2 separate regions of the Homo sapiens genome follow, and region 1 is linked to region 2. The links are chromatin contacts, found by Hi-C or POLR2A ChIA-PET in ENCODE. All regions are on one chromosome and are shown on one strand. Each heading gives the region's core, a stretch centred on a gene start or an enhancer-like site at or near the end of the contact. The rest is flanking DNA. Distances are from core to core; before and after follow the strand shown. Region 1 has its middle 49 kb from the start of TNFSF11. Region 2 has its middle 46 kb from the start of LINC02341.

What was found. Hi-C counts contacts between places; a loop is a spot of excess contacts on that map. ChIA-PET counts read pairs that join two places held with the same protein, here RNA polymerase II (POLR2A). Pooled maps may share reads with other maps.
Region 1: a map with no recorded cell type shows a loop between it and region 2 (7-fold over the local background). The contact joins two enhancer-like sites. A Hi-C loop is called at or near these places in 1 of 168 maps with a recorded cell type or tissue (B cell), 11 of 37 single-sample maps with no recorded cell type and 5 of 50 pooled maps. POLR2A ChIA-PET finds 5 or more read pairs at or near these places in 3 of 52 experiments (H1, PC-3 and activated B cell).

What each region holds. Positions count from the first base shown.
Region 1 is chr13:42,523,316-42,527,307 of GRCh38, forward strand. No RefSeq gene overlaps it. Among named protein-coding and RNA genes, the nearest start is that of TNFSF11, 49 kb to the right of the region's middle. RefSeq lists an enhancer at 1,158-1,277. Within about 2 kb of position 1,981, at least 3 of the 41 ENCODE cell types and tissues checked have a DNase peak (open chromatin) inside an H3K27ac peak, as active enhancers do.
Region 2 is chr13:42,376,467-42,380,519 of GRCh38, forward strand. No RefSeq gene overlaps it. Among named protein-coding and RNA genes, the nearest start is that of LINC02341, 46 kb to the right of the region's middle. RefSeq lists an enhancer at 1,543-1,622. Within about 2 kb of position 1,350, at least 5 of the 41 ENCODE cell types and tissues checked have a DNase peak (open chromatin) inside an H3K27ac peak, as active enhancers do.

The DNA.
Region 1 (3,992 bases), core at 731-3,230, 150 kb after region 2:
TGGCAAGCAGAAGAAAAGAACGAACAGAAACTGAACAGTATTAACACTCCAAAGGAATCTCAGTGCTGAGCCCTTTGGCTCATCCATGCTCTGCTGGGATCAGGTCTGTAGCTAAGGCTGAGGTGGAGCAAAACCAAGATGGTGGAGATGTTGGCAAAATGGAATAAAACCAAGATGGTGGAGATGCTGATAAATGGAGCAAAATCAAGATGGTGGAGATGTTGATCTTCTAGCCATTCTCCACATTTATCCTACTTTAGTAGCTTTATTTTTCTCATATGCTCATGGATTTTTAAAATATACCTGCATTATCAAGATTTTTTTTCCAGAAAGAATCTGATAGATTAATTATCTCCACACTTTAGCCTTTAGCAGAAGTTAGGGATTGATAAACTGGCAGGGCAGGTGAGGATGGCTTGCCTCCAAAATGCTACCAGTCATAGGGGGCTCCCTTTCTTCTTGTAAGGAGAGTAACAATGGCTCTTTCTATTCCACCATTCTTGGAGAACAGTAATTTGTTGAAGAAAATGAAATGGAGTTTGTAGGTGAATGTGCATTTCAAGTTATAAATTAAAAAATAAAACTCTAGTACCACATAAGAGTTTTCTATGTATGTCTGTTTAAAGTCAAGAATAGCGGTGATATAATAACAATAATCCAAATTGATCAGCAGTTATAATTTTTCTCTTCTTTTGCTCTCCTCTACTGGGTGTCCCTGAACTCTGCTTCTTTGAACAATGTTGTTCACTCATCTGGATTAGCATAAAGACTCATTTTGGAAATTATATTCCACTATTGCTATTTGTTTTTACAGTTTTCAATTCAGCTCCTACTTAAGTTATTCAACATCACTACCATAGTTGATCTGTAATACCGAGAGCATGCACTCTCCATCAGTTAAAAAACAATGTCCTTGAAACATATATTAATCCATAGGTAGTAGAACATTAAAACATTTCTAATCCATTTCACTGAAGTTGCTGTGAACTGCAGCTCAACAAACAAGGAGGTTAGAACATCATAACTGATGGAGAAAACTCAACCCTGCCATTCCAGGTTGGTTGCAAGAATGCTGGGACGGGAAGCTCAGGGAAAGGAATCCAGAAGTTCAGCATGCAGCCTTGGTGTGGGTCAGGCACAGCCAACTGCTGAAGGTGTGTTTTGTGTCCAAGCTGGCAGGTTTACTAGGGTACGCCTCTTGAAGATGGTGGGTAGCCTGATTAGAGCCTAGAGTCAAGAATGTCAATGGGTTGGCCCTTCTGATGAGTTATAGTATCATGTCCCAGGAGAGCTAGATTTTCACGAACTCATTTCCTCAAATTCAAGGTTTTAGATAGTTTCTCTCCATGGCTATGAGGAAATGAAAATAATTAACTATGAAACAGTGACTTTGTCAGTCTTAGTGTTACTGCCATAAAACTTTCTGGCCATATGGGAGGAATTTGTTTCTCTGGTCTGATGTGGCCTGGTGTCAGCTGGAGGGGATCCATCTCAGCACTGATGTCACTCCTGGCCAGTTGTGTACTGTGTGCTTGGGTATCGAGTCATGGTCTGAAGTTCATCTTCATTGATCATCTCATAGTGAAGTTAATTATTTCTGAGACTCTGAAGTCATGGTCTGTTGTGAGTTCAATCAGGATGAAACTAGAATCATTAAAGAATGAGAGGGTTACTTTCTTCCTGCTGACTGGAGAGTGATTTTCAAACACTCCTTAGCAGTAGACTCTTTTGGTCAAACACACCTTTCTGCAGAATTCCAATATAGGAAATAGGTAAAAGTAGATGTTCTCTGGTACCCCTGGTGTCCAACCACAGACTTTACCCCCAGACACAGCATGAAGCCTGCTCAGGAAGAGATACCACTGACCAAAGTGGAAAATTCCTCTGCAAATTTGTACGGGAACAGAACTTGCTTGCACTGTGGTAGCACATGGAAAGAACCTGGCGACACTGAGGAATGTCATAGGAAGCAATTCTATGAAGCTTATTTCTGTGTTTACTGCAGGGATGTTGTCAAGGATGTGGTTGATGACATTCCACAGTGTTTCCTTTATGATGATCTGCTGAAGAAATTTTCCTCTCCCCTCAGGATGATGATTAACCACATTTCTCCTGAGCAGCTGGGCAGTTGACATCTTGTAGGTATTGTAAATTGTGGCCTGTCCCTATGTGTACCTATAGGGTAGGGTTCTCAAACCTTACTGCACACTGGAGTCATCTAGGGAGGTATTTAAATGCCAATTTCCAGGCTTACTCCAGACTAATTGCATCAGAATCTCAAGAGGGGGATCGACATCTTTAAAAAGTTTTCTGGGTGACCCAAAGAGTAGCCAGTTTTGAAAAAAACAAAAAAAAGGTTTATTTAATCAGGGAGCCTCTGAAGACACCTGGTTTCTGTTGAATATATCTTTTTTTTTTTAAATGAGAGGATATCCATGCATATGTATATATACATACTAGCTTATGATTATTAAATAAATGGTTAAAATAGTCATCTTCTTTTAGAGTAAAATTCAATTATTCTTATAGCTTCCTCCTGTAGTAAGGTGCTACTTAGGATTTTCCAAGAAGCAGACACCAAGTTGGAATTAGATGTGCAAGAAATTTACCAACAAGATGCCTGGGAGGGAAAATAGAGAGGAAGCTAGGAAGGGCTGTGACAGCTGATAGTGCCAGCTGTTGGTCTGAACTTTGGGAGGGAGAGAGTGAAGGAATAAGGGGTGGATGAGGAGTCCTAACTTGAGTGCAGTTGTAGGTAAGCCTGGCAAGGCTGATGGGGAGCCTTGAGTCAAAGTGATCAGTCAGAGAAGCTTGAGGCTCCCAGGGACGGGCCAGACTTAGGATCCTGCCGTTGTCTTAGCTATTGATGGGGAGCAACCGAGTAGGGTGATGTGGGGGCGTGAGGAGCTGGCCTTGTGCTAAGGCAATGGCGGGTTTCAGAGCGTAGCACTCGGGGCCAGCAATCCATGTGCTTGCTGTAGTTGCAGATCTGAGAAGCATGTTTTTCTGGCAGTCACAGTATATCACCTGAATTCCTTGCCCCCCCGATTCTTCCCATCATTTGTGTTTAGAAATAGCAAAGGATTGTGAGGAGTGAGGATGTGTGACACGAGGATGAAAGAAAGCAGCAGGGTCAGGAGAGTGGCAAATGGGGCTTTGTGAAGGTTGCTGCAGGGCATTAGATGGAGAATTAGTCCTGGTTCAGCAACAGATCAAAGAGAAAGAGGCAGGGTGGGGGCAGGAACAACTGGGAGAGGAGTGAGTAAAAAATTTGGAGCAGGAGTGAATAGACTGCTGGTTAGACCTTAGCAGAGAAAGATTAAAGTGTGGGTGTTACTTGCTCATAAGAAATAGACGCATATTTTCACCTAAGGGTGGCTACCTCGCCCCATCCAGCAAGGCACATTTCAGCTTTAATATGAAGAAACACACGTGATTTCTTTAGCATAGTGGTTTTCTTTCCTGGTCTTATGTTAGAATCATTTGGAGATCTGAAATATACAAATATCTGAAACTTTAACAGAATAATTAAATGAGAATTTTTGAGGGCAAGTGCAGATATCAGCATTTTTTAAAAGCACCTCTGGTGGTGCCAATGTGCAGCCCAAGTTTAGCTGCTTTACCAAATGGGTCTAAAAACTATTAACAGAGCCTGTGAAGGACCCATGAATAAAATATGCATTTATTCACATAAATCTCTGAGAATAATTCGAGGGTACATGCATTGCATAAGATGCTTCAAAGTGCTAAGATTTGTAAACATTTAAATCATCCATGAAAATTGTGTTTTCAGCCTGACTCTCCCTGTTTGCATCAAAGACCATGATAAAAACGTTATCTGCTCTGTCACATCAAAATTATGGATAGAACCGCTTCCCATTCCCTCTCACACACTTCTTTTGGAGGCAGAGTGAAAACGGGTTTCCATTCTTAACAGGTCAAAACAGATCTGAAGCAAGAATGTATAGGCCCACTGCACACACAGCAGAAGG
Region 2 (4,053 bases), core at 100-2,599:
TTCCTTTGGGGCAGAATAAAGAGGAGGTGCTGCAGATAAGAGCAACATTCTAGGGAATGTTGCTAGGGCAACAAGTGGAAACACTTGGAAAAGTGTATTTGGCTCTATAGAAATTAGATTTAATTTTTTTTAAAAACAGAAGATGATCCTGGGTCCCTGGAGGACCTCATGGAGCAGAGTCAGCTTCTTGGCCTTGCCTTACCCACAACCTATGTGCTCCTCTGTTAAAAGGAAATATTTTTCCATTCTGCTTGAGGCACTGTGTTTTGTGTAACTTTGCTACAGCAACTTGGGCTATGCCCTAATACTAGATGTGTTCTAAATTTTCCACACTTGCTGTTTTCCCATTGGATGAAGGGCTTGTGAGACACAGCATATGTTAAAAAAAAAAAAAAGACTTCTCTATTACTCTTTTTCAAGGTGGCAGACAAAGTTCAAATTCACATTATAGGCTCTTTTAGTATATTACATGTCCTCAGCACTGGTACTTGGTTCCCTCCCTCCCTCCCTTCCTTCCCTCCTTCCTTTTTTCCTTCCTTCCCCTCCTTCCTTCCTCCCCCCACCCCCTTTGTCTTTCTTTCTTGAGACAGGGTCTAGCTCTGTTGCCCAGGCTGGAATACAGTACGTCCCATCCTTGCTCACTGCAGCCTCGAACATCTGTGCTCAATGAATCCTCCTGCCTTAGTCTCCTGAGTAGCTAGGACTGTAGGAGCATGCCACCATGCCAAGCTAATTTTCTATTTTTGTAGAAATTGGGTCTTACTATGTTGCCCAAGCCGGTTTTGAACTCCCTGCTCTTGACCTCCCAAAGAGTTGGGATTACACACGTGAGTCACTGTGCCTAGCCAGTACTCAATTTCATTTTGAAAGTTGTATTTCTGTTTTATTTTTGTTAAATGGAATTAAAATGTCTGTGCAGTGTCTATCATAACCTAGTACAAAAGCAATAAAACTATTGTAAGCACTAAGCAATGTGGTCATTATTGACTTCTTTTTCTAGCAAAGGAAAGAGATAGGAAAATGGCTTTTGCATGGGGAATTTAATGTGTCACAGAAAATGATATAGAAGATAATGTAAATTGTGATGATGTGAACGCGGAGTAGTTTGTGTCGAGCATGATGGCCAATGGCAGCTAACTATGCCCTTCTGGAAACAGATGCACCCCTTTGCGTATATCAAATCTCCAAGCTGCACTGCACCAAAAGAACCCTGGGCACCATGTTACTTAGCTGGAAGGAAATGGGGAAGCTGTGGGAACCCCTATAAAACTCCCTCTGACATATTTAGCCTGTGGCTTGTGGGTATTCACTCAAACTCCAGGAGTGTGGGTTACCTTTAGTCAAATCTGAAGGAGTTTTGCATCTGTCACCCAATGCAGAGCTGAAGGAGAGGGAGCAGGTGTGAAATACAACCCAGACTTCCTTTTTAGTCCCAGTGGGGGTACATTTTTGTCTCACTGTTACCCTTGGTAACTCTGGGATGGTAAATAGTGAGATGAGTAATTCAGAAAGTGGAAACGGAAAGTGTTACTATATCTGCTACGAAGCTTTGCATCAGAAAAGTACTTCCTTTGCTTCTAAAGAGACTTGAAGAGTTTTGGGCTTCTTCTTCTTCTCTCTAGGTAGCTTTTTATTATCTCATGTTATAGTTACTTACATAAACGTATTGCTGGGAATTCTAGTAGCACAGGGATTATAGGAGTTTCCTGTGATTTAACTAAATCACTGGTGTCTTCAATACCATGTCCATGCTTCCCCCACAAACATCAGAGAAAATGACTTCTTGGCATGGGAAGTTTATGAGTCCAGAAATAATCTATATTTAGTATTTTTGGCATGGAGCCCTCCATAATCTGGCTCCAGGCTGCCTTATTCCTAGGCTCTGCCTCTTCCCTCCGTGTGATATCATATCAGATGGCAGAGGCAATGGAACCATCAGACTAGATTGTGGTTTTGGGCCACAAAGCATGACCCATCAGTCTTTCAGATTCTTAGTAGATGGGATGACCCCATGAGCTTTACCACCATAATTTTATTTTTACACCCATGAAAGTCATGGGCACTAGTTGGTGAGATCCAGAGGCCAATCCTGAGGTCCTGAGATGGTTCTCCAGGAGGGAGGTGCGTAGGAAGTGAGAGGTCACACTGTCTTCTCACACTAACCTCAGCCTCAGGGTGTGAGGCCAGCTTCAGAGGGGAGACCACAGTTCTGGGGCCCAGCCGTTTCAGCCACTGCCTTCTTGCCTTCTTTACTAAGGTCGTTAACAAGCATACTCATTAGTGGCAATTTCCCTGGTGGTTTTTGTGATGTGGGATTTGTTTGCTATGAAATGGCTGAATCCGCAAATCATTTAAAATAGTCAATCCTACTGGAGATAGAAATAACTCCTTGCCTGTGTTGATCCTAGCTAGTGACCAGTGTCCAGGAGGTGAAATCTTGGGAAGAGAGGCCTGGGCTTCTGACTCAGCAGAAACCACCGTCTTGACATTTTTAGTCTTTTCTTTGGTCTTGTCCTACTATAGAGACTTCTTTCTACAGGCCAGATTTGACAAAATAGCCCTACCAAATCATAATCAGAGGTGCACCAGCCACCCTCCCCCAATAAATTTGGCCTTATTTCTTGTTACCCTGATGATGCTCAGGATTCATAATACATATCTCTAAGGAATCTCCAGATTTGTATAATACTTGAAACAGAATATCCAAGAAGAGGAGAAAAAGAAATGGCTACAATAGATCAGTCCTCCACCAGGAGTGGCTTGAATCTCAGGGGAGGTTTGACAATGTCTGGAGACATTTTTGGTTTTCACAACAATGGGAAGGGGGTTTGTACCACTGGTGTCTAGTGGGAGGTCCCAGGAAGCTGCTAAATGTCTTACAACATGCAGGACAGTCCTCTACAACAAAGAACTATTCAGTCCAAAATGTCAATAAGGCTGAAACCCTGAAATAGAGGAAGACAAAGAGGTCTTCATATATCCTGCAGTTTAAGAAATGGGTTTTAAATATTTACTGAGCATCTATTATGTATATAAATGGTGCTTTTTTTATGAGATGGTCCAAGGAATAAAAGTCACATTCACGAACATCAAAAAGTTTCCAGTTTACTTGGAGATGGTACATACACAATGAAATTGTGTGTTATTTATTACAGCAATACTTCACTTGCAATGGAGATTGATACTTATATTGGTTTGCTAGGGCTGCCATAATAAAGTTGGCTTAAATAACAGAAATTTATTTTCTTTCAATTCTGGAGGCTGTACGTCCAAGATCAAGGTGTCAGCTGAGTTGTTTTTTGCTGAGGCCTCCCTCCTTAGCTTGTAGGTGGCTGTCTTCTCTCTGTGATTTCACATGGTCTTCCTTCTGTCTTTGTCTGTGTCCTTATCTCTTCTTCTTATAAGGAGACCAGTTATTTTGGATTAGGGCCCACTCTATGTGCCCTCGTTTTAATGCAATGACCTTTTTAAATACCCTATCTCCAAATGCAATCACATTCTGAGGTACTGGCTGGTTAGGACTTCAACATATAAATTTGGGGAAGATGCAATGTAGCTCAGAACAGTACTCTCGGGTTATAACTTGGTAGCCAACGGTAGAAAGTTAAAAAGCAGCACAGAAATTCATTTTAGAGTATTATGTAAGAGCTGTCACACTAAGAAAAATATTTAAATTTTTCTAAAACTAAAAGAAGGAATATGCTTAAGAGATCTGTTGTACAACATGGTAACTGCAAAAGTCACAGCAAGTTAGTAATGGAGCTACTTTATAATTTACTTTCATCCTACCCTCAATTAATTTACTGGAATTCAACTACTGGGTAAAAGAAAACAAACAGAGAGGGCTTAGGGCAGATATCATGGGTCCTGGACCATTAAGCCTCAAACAGTCCAGCCTTGCTAGAAAGTTTAGGGGAAGAATTATGTGTTTAAAATAAACCTTAAAAAATTGAAGTATTATGATCATACAGAAAAGCGCACAGTCACCAGTGTTCAGCTTGATGAATTATGACACAGTGAGCACACCTGTATTAACCACAGCCAAGGTCAAGA